2 separate regions of the Homo sapiens genome follow, and region 1 is linked to region 2. Evidence: chromatin loops called from intact Hi-C (ENCODE). Cell type or tissue: mammary epithelial cell. All regions are shown on one strand. Each heading gives the region's core, and the rest is flanking DNA. Links, peaks and the distances in the headings are about the cores only.

The links. Hi-C counts contacts between places; a loop is a spot of excess contacts. Peaks named below come from ENCODE experiments on the same cell type or tissue, not always from the same donor. Only the 100,000 strongest peaks of a DNase experiment are listed, where the experiment ranks them.
Region 1: it touches region 2 in a loop (11-fold over the local background); 5 of 110 quality-filtered maps call a loop at or near these places.

The regions. Positions count from the first base shown.
Region 1 is chr2:211,032,510-211,037,901 of GRCh38, reverse strand. It overlaps LOC107985978 (a long non-coding RNA gene), which reads right to left. Exons shown (of 4, transcript XR_001739867.1): 2 at 5,332-5,392. Among named protein-coding and RNA genes, the nearest start is that of CPS1-IT1, 420 kb to the right of the region's middle. In mammary epithelial cell, for the core only: CTCF peaks have their summits at 2,166 (motif pointing right) and 3,943 (motif pointing left); no DNase peak of the experiment used is centred there; H3K27me3 peaks cover 120 bases.
Region 2 is chr2:210,246,346-210,251,737 of GRCh38, reverse strand. No RefSeq gene overlaps it. Among named protein-coding and RNA genes, the nearest start is that of ACADL, 24 kb to the right of the region's middle. RefSeq lists an enhancer at 4,448-5,015. In mammary epithelial cell, for the core only: a CTCF peak has its summit at 2,901 (motif pointing left); no DNase peak of the experiment used is centred there.

The DNA of each region.
Region 1 (5,392 bases), core at 107-5,106, 790 kb before region 2:
TAGATGACACCCCTAACAGATAGCACACGTTCATATCACTGTTGATTATACATCTTCCAAATCATCTCTCTTATCAGAAACTTGGCCATAGACTCCCAGTATTAGTCTCCAGAAAAAATAAGCTAAACCATTCTATTATTACAATAAGTAAAATACACATAAATAAGGTATAAACAAAATTTTGAGCTTTCAGTAATGTATCTTTGAGTCAAAATTGTTTAATTTTTAACGAAGGTTTCAAATACTCAAATTTTATACCAATGTAAACATTTCAAATTCAATAACTAGTCACATCAAGTAAACCTTACTCACTTCTATAACATGCTACTGATATTATACCAAATTTTACAAAGAAAAAGTAAAACATACACTTCTTATTTTGATGGCAGAGTGTATTTTTGCCAGAAACTTGTATTGATTTGGAAACAGCATGAGATCCTAAATAGAAAAATGTAGCTTCAAATAGAAAGGTACAAGTTAGAGAATTTGGAACTGAGTCATTTTTGAGATTTTAAAAGGTGCTTTTAAACAATGTATTTTAATCATACGAAATGATTCTCCTAAGATTTAAATATAGGAAATTTGGAACTTCTAGTTAAATATATGCATGCAAGTGACTACTGAGTTATTCCAATTCCATTGTGTGAATTGAATAGATAATATACACTTGAATAGATCATAATACTCTATGCAAGTTCACCAGAAACTAAATCAAGTACCAGACGAAGCACTTCAAGCATTTCTTAAAAATAAAGAATATTGGAAATAAACCACAGGGACAAGAAAAGAAAGGATAAAACACATTTACTCCTTAAAGATATAAGTGGAAGGTTTTTTGTATGTGAGTAGTACAAACAACTTGGGTTTCCAGATTTTCACAGGAAAAGAAAAATATTACCCACAAACAAGACAACTTGAGAGAAAAGCATCAACGCTTATATTTTTCTTTTAGATATTGCATAATAGTTAGCGTATTTCTGAGGAAATGGGATTTTGTTTCTTGTTTTATCTTGTACAATTTCCTTACTTGAAAAAGCCTTCAAAAATCTTTTCATTTTAACTACTTACAAAAATTACAATCACCTATAATCTTTGCCCCTGTTCTTCTCATAAGGTTAAGTTCAGTTCAAACTATTTATATAAGCCAAGTCAGTATTTCATTGTCCAGCTTTTGCCTATAAAATCGACCTGTGTGAGTCCCTTTTGTAATGCATGTCAGAAGAAAAATACTATGCCCAAGTTGTTACTTTCAATAAGCACACTGTTTAAAAAACATCTTCATTTTGCTTTGCAAAACTTCAGTTTGTATTTAAGGTATTTCTATTTGAAGGAAGAATTACCATATTAACATGTACTTATTTGAGCCTAAAACTCCCTTGAGTATTGTCTATCCCTCTACCCTCCACATCTTGGTAAAGCCATTGCCTGGACTGTGCAATGGACACCAAGAGGATTGATTGCCGTAGATGTTGCCTACTCCCTTCTCTTTCTACCCTTACCCCCAAGCCCTCCCTCACCCCCACCCACTGCTGCCAGATTTTTTTTTTTTTTTTTTGAGATGGAGTTTTGCCATTGCCCAGGATGAAGTGCAGTGGCACCATCTCGGCTCACTGCAACCTTTGTCTCCCAGGTTCAAGCGATTCTCCTGCCTCACCCTCCCGAATAGCTGGGATTACAGGCCCGCTACCAAAATTACCAATTACCTGGCTAATTTTGTATTTTTAGTGGGGATGGGGTTTCACCATTTTGACCAGGCCGGTCTCAAACTCCTGATCTCAAATAATCCAACTGCCTCAGCCTCCCAAAGTGCTGGGATCACAGGCATTTGCCACTGCACTTGGCCAATCTTGAACCCAGTTCAAACCTTCTCATTGCTGTGGAGTTTTAAGACTCCTGATTCTTTTACCTCCCCTGCTGACACACACACATACACACACACTGCCTAAAGGATGGAGTAAAAACTTCTTAGCATGGCACAAAATGTACTTTTCGCCACATTTCCTATCACTACCTCAGAGACAAGTCTACGCTCAAACTGATCTGCTTATTCTTCCCCAAATACAGCTGGCATTTTCGTATCATGTCTTTATCTGTTTACATTTCCTGAAAGGTCCTTTTTAATTTATGCATAGCTTTCTCTCTGAAAGTTTCACAACCACCAGGAGGCAGTATAGTGTGCCCTTTCCTATCATCTCTAATTGCATTTGCTGATACATGATTGCATTGGTCATAGATGTTTTTATATCAAAACATTTGTTGCATCTCCCTGATGAGATGGTTCTGGAAAGACTTCCTATTCTAGTGATGACAGGTTGGGCCATGAGATCTGCTTCATCTAACAAAATGAAACTGGCATGGGCACTTAACACTTCCAATCAGAAGATCTGGCAGAAGGCAAAGGTATTTTTCTAGTTCTCAATTTCCCCATCAGTAACATAGGACAAATAATAAAATAAAACTGAAGGGCTTGACATAGTTCTTAGAATGTTGTAGATGCTTAGTAAGCTTTTAAGTATTTTGTTAACTTGTAAGAATAATCATTTTCCAAGTTTATTAGAACACAAAAGAATAAGAGCATTATATTCAAAGATTAAGTAGAGTAATAATTCTGTGTGACTATTATTTTCAAAGCAAATTTAGTGCTTCTAATAATTTTTAGTTAGGTGATCTCATCAGACTTTATAGGAAAATTGGCAGGAAGAATAGTGGACTGGATCTCTAATAAAATAAATTCTGTAAAATAGCAGCACAGAAAAATTGAATTCTTCCCTAACACTGCACTTGTATTCTATATGTGAGGATATATGAGATGGGCCATCCTTGAGAGACAACACAATCTGGTTGGCATTTACCTTTACATTAGTTAGTGATATTCATTCACTAAATGCTAACTTTTAAGGTTGAAAAAGGAGACCAAGCCAAGTTGATCAGCTCTGAAATCCACTATTCAAAATAATTTTCAGCTTTAAGACTGGCAGTGTGTTCACATAATGATTTCATGTGCATTCAACATCTTCCAGAGAGCATGCATTATCTAATCTTCGTAGAGCCAAACAATGATGAAAAGGAGATAAAAAAACATAAACTTCTTTGGCTCTATAATAGAATTCATCACCTGAACCAAGGTCATGCTAAGCAAGAACAATCCTTGTCCAGAAAACAATAAAGCCAACTTATGAAAAATGTTCTTGAGTTCCAGCATACGATGAACTGTAAATCACTATTTATGAAGTATCCAATTTACACTGGTATTCTATATGATGGTCATAGTCAATAATAAATAAAATAGTTTGAGAAAACTCATTTAAGTTTTTAGCACTAAGACACATAATTCCTATTTTAAAATGGAAGAGTCATTGATGGAGTTTTTATATATGTAACTCATTTACAAGATGCATATACATATTTTTGTTTTGTCATATAATAAATTGAAATTTCATGCCATCAAACGTGTTTAGAACTGATTGGAACCTGGATTCAAAAATTTTGGGTGAAATTAGTTTTTCTCCAAATAGAATGAAAATGCTTACTGGTTATAACAATAAATTTACTGAAAAATCTATTAATCTATACTCCAAATTCAATAGAGCATACTGCAATTACAAAAATATTCCCTTTCATTCTTCCTATATACAGAACCAACAAATAGTATTTTATTTGTGCATATTTTTTATCTTCACTGTTCTTGACTGAAAGACTAAGGACAAGGATTAATGCAGAAGTATTTCTGTTATCTTGAAAGGATATGGGTGGAAAAATTAAGCGATCTGAGCCGAATAGTTTAGGAGAGAAAATGAGATTGTGGTGGTTGTGTCTGTGACAAGAGAACCCTCTTAATGATAATACTCTGAGATTTACTTAGAGAATGCCACTAGAATAGGATTACCCTGGATGGGATAACACACATTACATCATTAGCATTCACTCTCTGCCCTCTGGTGGTAGATATTACCAGCTGACTAGGATGGGATTAAGGTTCTAAATCAATCAGCAATATTGATGATGTATAATGTTTCTGTCACAGTGTTTATTAAAATGAATGTATATCAATATTAAAATATTTCATTTTCTTTTAGTGATACTTTAATTTTGCAACTGCATTATTCAAACCACTAGCATAAAATTGCCTGGTTGGAAATAAACCAGGAGATCTAATTACAGCCCCCAGATGCAGAAACAGTCTTCGACTTCCTAGTAATCTGTTCACTGTAATCAGGTGGCTTTGTTGTGCTTATCTAGAAATACAAAGAATTTGAGAAAATCAGTACATTACATAATTGCTGCATTTATCTACATTTATCTGTTGTATTCTGAACTACTTAATGCTGGACAATTCTGCTTTGAGACATTAATTTTTCAGACATTGCGTTTGTTCAAGCATTAATTCAATGTCTACACTGCTTTGTGTACCACACATATAATTAGTAGCACTTTGCCAACCCCCTTTAACAAGGAAGGCCTCTTATGAGAGCTTTGTGAAGCTTCTCATGTGATATCATTAGAGGATGGATCAGAACTGTATTTTACAAACTCCTGTCAAAAAACACCTTTCTTACTGTTTTGTTGATGAGCGAAATGCCACATTGTAGATTAATTTCCCTGATTTATCCCCAACATTTTGGTGGGTATATATCTATCTATATATATATGCATATGGTTGGGAAGAATGTGAACAAAATCACACATTTTCTTTTTCTCGTGTTCTTTTGCTGTCATCCTCCTTTTGCCTTGTCCCCCAAAACAACGTATGATTCCCTTTGTACACACAATCTGTGCATGAAATGACTCCTCTTTACAATAGACAGGACAGCCTAAGGGCTGTGAATGTCTGTGGAGTTTTCTGCAGCCAGAGGCTAAAGAAGCAGCATCTCAATGGGGCATAGAATAACTAATGATGCTTGGAATATATCAAACACAGATACAATTAATATCAGATTTATTGATTTTTACTACTAATAAAGATTTCTAGCTTAAAGTTGGTGATTTTATTTATTCTTCTTAGTTCTTTTGTATTTCTGATCAAGCGCTTTAGTGCTAGTGGTTTGAATAATATAATTGCAAACAGGAGAATACAGGCATATAATCAAAGATGTAATACAGAGATTTAAGTGTATGAAAGTACAAATGGAATGTCTCTATCTCAGAATGGAAGAGTTTAGAAAGGTTCCAAAAAGGTAATATTTGTTTTGAAGTGCAGAGATGAGAGATTATTTCACTAAGAGTAAAGGTATGTTCAAATTGGCTATCCTGTTTCTATTCACTTGGTTTTAGTCAGGCAAAACCAGGATAGGGTAGAGTATGCTGTGCTAACAAAGAACTCCAAAATCTCACCTTAACATAGCAACGATTTCTTTCTCAGCACACGTCCATTCTGTGTCTGTTAATCACAGTT
Region 2 (5,392 bases), core at 246-5,245:
GGTCTGTATTTCTGTGTCCCTTTCTTGACTCCTCCTTGACTATCTCATTCTCTTTTGTAGTCCTCGCATCTGGCACTTATGAGGCATTCAATAGTTTGTTAAGCCTGAACTGAAAACTCAAAATGAGAGAGGATAATTGAAGGAACACAATCCTGAAAGAGGTAGGTATGTTTAAGGTGGAGGAGAAAGCCTTGGGTAGGGGAGTGTGGTGGTGAAGACATTTCAGCCTTCGAGACAAGTAGAGAGAACTGGATCTGTAAAGTAAAGGCTCATTAGGAAATACAGCGGTAGAAAACTAAGGCAATCCCATTAGATGAAGTTGATTTGCTAAAGTAGGGGGTTGTCTTCTGAAAGGTGTGGAAGGGAAGCTGAGGAGAATATTAAAATCACCTAGGAAACTTTTCTTTTTGTGATGGAGTCTCTCTCCGTGGTCCAGGCTGGAGTGCGGTAGCATGATCTCAGCTCACTGCAATGTCTGCCTCCCCGGTTCAAGCGATTCTCCTGCTTCATTCTCCCAAGTAGCTGGGATTACAGGCATGTGCCACCATGCCCGGCTAATTTTCTTTTTTTTTTTTTTTTTAAGTAGAGACAGGGTTTTGCCATGTTGGCCAGGCTGGCTGGTCTCGAACTCCTGACCTCAAGTGATCTGCCCATCTCAGCTTCCCAAAGTTCTGGGATTACAGTCATGAGCCACTGTGCCCAGCCTATACCTAGGAAACATTTTTTAAAAATAATTTATGTTCCTTCCTCCAGAAATTCTGATTTAAGAGCTCTGGAATGAGACCCTTGGCTTTGACATTTGTAAAACTCTTGGGTGTTACTAATATGCAGCCAGAGATAAGAAGTGCTGGCTTGGTAGAACTTTAGTATTCAAATGCAAGTACTTAGCATCAATTACTCATACTGTCTAGATTTCAAAGAGAAAAAAATGACAGTAGACCAGGAAATGTCACGTCTACTAAGGCAGTGAATGTGATCATTCTGTGTACTATACTTCACTGACTCTCATGTCTGCTTCAGCTGGTATAAAAGAAGTTGTCAATTATGGTGCTGGTTTTTCTCTACAAGCTCACAGACTTCTGAGAAGGTAAGTTATCCTTAATGACATTTCTCTCTCAAGTTAGAGATTGGAACCCCTTTACTCATCTGAATGCAGTTTTTATTTTATGCAAGTTAAAATGCAAAATTTCATAAGCATAACAACCATGTTACTATTGAATACCGGATATCTCAGGTTGAGCAATAGAAAGATCTCCGTTTATTGATATTTTTAACACCATCGCAGTCACAAATAAGATCACTTCACATAGTTCTGCTAAGTCTCCAACCACATCATCAATAAATGGAACTGGGCCTGTATTTACTTAATAAACTGATTAGGGGAGATTGAATGCAGAGTGTTAAGGATAATAATAATCTTTGGCAAAGAAAGGGAAACTAAATGAAACACCAGTCTGCTTAGCTCTTATATAAAAGTAGTACTTGGTTAACATCCACAGTGAATAGAAACTTGCAACCTGCTCCTGGAAATTGTTCTCTTTTACTTTGCTTCAATTATTTACTTTACAAACTTCAAAAATTATTCTGAAACCACTCAATGTTTAGCCTTCCTTCGAAATTAATACAAAACAACTTTCTTTCATCCAAATTTAGTGTCAAGGATAATAGCTAACATTTTTTAGCTTCCTATTACTTGTCAGACACTGAGCTAAATGTGTCATTTCATTTAATCCTTATCATGTCACCACAAGATAACAGCTATTATTATTATCCTAGTTTACAGAAGGGGAAATTGTCAGAAAAACTTGCCCACGGTCACAGAGCCTGTAAATGGAAAAACCAGAATTAAACCCAAATCTTTTCAGCAAACGCTGGGCACGGTGGCTCATGCCTGTAATCCCAGCACTTTGGGAGCCCAAGGTGGTGGAACACCTGAGGTCAGGAGTTCGAGACCAGCCTGACTAACATGGTGAAACCCCATCTCTATTAAAAATACAAAATTAGGCCAGGTACGGTGGCTCACGCCTATAATCCCAGCACTTTGGGAGCCTGAGGCAGGTGGATCACGAGGTCAGGAGATCGAGACCATCCTGGCTAACAAGATGAAACCCCGTCTCTACTAAAAATACAAAAAATTAGCCGGGCGTGGTGGCAGGTGCCTGTAGTCCCAGCTGCTCGGGAGGCCGAGGCAGGAGAATGGTGTGAACCCGGGAGGCGGAGCTTGCAGTGAGCCGAGATCGTGCCACTGCACTCCAGCCTGGGTGACAGAGTGAGATCAGTCTCAAAAAAAAAAAAAAAAAGAAAGAAAGAAAAGAAAAGAAAAAAAAACATATATATGGTGGCATATGTATGTAGTCCCAGCTACTTGGGAGGTGGAGGCAGGAGAATCGCCTGCACCCGGGAGGCGGAGGTTGCAGTGAGACGAGATCACGCCATTGCACTCCAGCCTGGGCAACAAGTGTGAAACGCTGTCTCAAATAAATAAACAAATCTTTCAGCATAAGCTCAAGTACTTAACCACTGTGTTATATTATATATCGGAAATTAGAGCTGAAAGCAATTACATGTATCTTAATTAATCTGGGGTGTGGCAATTTCTCTGGATAGTCTTCATTTTGTGTTCTCACAAACTTCTTAAATTGAGAACTTACCTGTGTGAGAAAGTCTCCTGCTATTCTTTTGCACACAGCAAGAGAATGCTTTTACTATGTGGGTTTTTGTTATTGATTTTTTTTTTTTTAAGGAAAGTGTATGTTTCAGCCCACTTTCATAGTAAGGTATTTATAGGAATTGGAGACAAAGGGTTAGAGTAGTCAATACAAGTATATTGAAGGACAAAGGCTGTATAAAACTATGAAGTGCCTGTAGTGTTTAGATTTATGTTACTCTATTGCCATCTTCTGGTTTTATTATAAAATGCATTTTATAAATGTTGATCTGGTTGTACAGATAGGGAAGAAATATTTTCATAGCATTATGTATCACAGAATGTGAACTTTGCATACCTTTGGACTAAGCTCTTTGCTTTATATATAATTTACTCATTTGTTAATTCATGTATTAATTAAACAAATATTAATGAATCTAGGATTGAGCTGAGTGCCTGTGGGAGGAGAGCCAAGATGTGGCTCATTCCACAGGGAAAACCTAGAGCCTTAAGGAAAGTAAAACATTTATTCAAAGTCATCCAGATGTTCCACAGACATATGGCAGCCAGAGTTTATCATTACACAAATAAATATATATATATGTGTGTATATATGTGTATATTCCTTAAAGTTATATGAAGCACTTCTTTCAGAATATATGACTCTTTGAACAGTCATGTGAAGTAATACAAGAATACAATATCCAGCCCTTGTCTACACCCTTCTACTCTTATGCCCTGCCATTGTTCCCTTTGAATTTAATGTCCGACATCATTGAAACTTTGTAGTCACCTGCATACAAGTTGGAGAATATTGTTCATTAAAACACTATAGCATTGATACAATTTAATAAACCCAAATATATCTGTAGAACAGGACAAATACGAAATCAGATGAAATTATCCTGAACTTTTAATGCCTTAGAGTTGACATATCTATAAAAGAGGAAGCAGCAAACTGGTAACCCACTAACTGAAGCTAGCTAAATCCCACTTTGTTCAATCTGCATTGTGGATTTCTTTTCAATTACTTACAAACTTTCAAATATTAAGGTATTTATATAACAATCCTAGTTTTTTATTATGCTTGAAAAATGGAAAGATCTGCAACTGGATGAGCACTGCTAAATGGTAACAAATGGGCTGGCGCTGAGTAGACTTTGTCCTCTTTGGATGGGGCATGGATTCTCAGTTTGCCTTAGTCCCCACTAGATATCCCTATATAATCTATTTTTGTATGTAAAATTATTCTCTCTTTAATAGAATGTTTCAAGCATAAAAATATTATACAATAATATAACAACCACCTGAGTACTCACCACAAAGGTTTTCAAATATAAGTTTACAAATAGAAATGAACTATTTTGTAAAACTCTCCCGTGATCCCATTCCTGCCCTCCCCATCATGAAGTAACTGCTATTCTGATTTAGTTCTTATTATGTTGCAGGAAGTCAGGGACCCCGAATGGAGGGACCAGCTGAAGCTGTGGCAGAAGAACATAAATTGTGAAGATTTCATGGACATTTATTAGTTCGCAAAATCAAAACTCTTATAATTTCTTATGACGGTCTTTAATCTCTTAATCCTGTTATCTTCATAAACTGAGGATATATGTCACCTCAGGACCCTGTGATGATTGCGTTAACTGTACAAATTGTTTGTAAAGCATGTGTGTTTGAACAATATGAAATCTGATTGTAAAACATGGGTGTTTGAACAATATGAAATCAGTGCACCCTGAAAAAAGAACAGAATAACAGCGATCTTCAGGGAACAAGGGAAGATAACCATAAGGTCTGACTGCCTGCGGGGCCAGGCAGAACAGAGTCGTATTTTTCTTCTTGCAGAAAGCGAATAAGAGAAATATCACTGAATTCTTTTCCCAGCAAGGAATAACCCTGGGGAAGGAATGCATTCCCAGGGGTAGGCCTATAGACGACCACTCTGGGAGTGTCTGTCTTATGCAGTTGAGAGAAGGGATGAAATACGCCCTGGTCTCCTGCAGTGCCCTCAGGCTTACTAAGATTGGAAAATTCCAGCCTGGTGAATTCTAATCAGACAGGTTGTCTGCTCTTGAACCCTGTTTCCTGTTAAGATGTTTATCAAGACAATGCATGCCCAGCAGGACATGGACCCTCATCAGTAATTCTAATTTCGCCCTTGCCTTGTGATGTTGCTCTGCCCTTGTGATCTCTTATTGCCCTTTGAAGCATGTAATCTCTGTGACCTACTCCTTATTCGTACACCCCTCCCCTTTTAAAATCCCTAATAAAAACTTGCTGGTTTTGCGGCTCAGGTGGGCATCACGGAAGCTGCTGATATGTGATGTCGCCCCCAGAGGCCCAGCTGTAAAATTTCTCTCTTTGTACTCTTCCTCTTTATTTCTCAGACTGGCCAACACTTAGGGAAAATAGAAAAGAACCTACGTTGAAATATTGGGGGCTGGTTCCCCCAATATTATTATTCACATGCATATTTTATACTTTGATGACAAATGTGAATATTCATAAACTCAGTATACTATTTTTTAAACTTTTTATAATGATATGCTTTGGGTGTGTCCCCACCCATCTCATCTTGAATTGTAGCTCCCATAATTCCCATGTGCCATGGGAGGGACCTGGTGGGAGTTAACTGAATCATGCGGGTAGGTCTTCCCTGTGCTGTTGTCCTGATAGTGAATAAGTCTCATGAGATCTAATGGTTTTATAAAGCACAGTTTCCCTGCACACACTCTTGCCTGC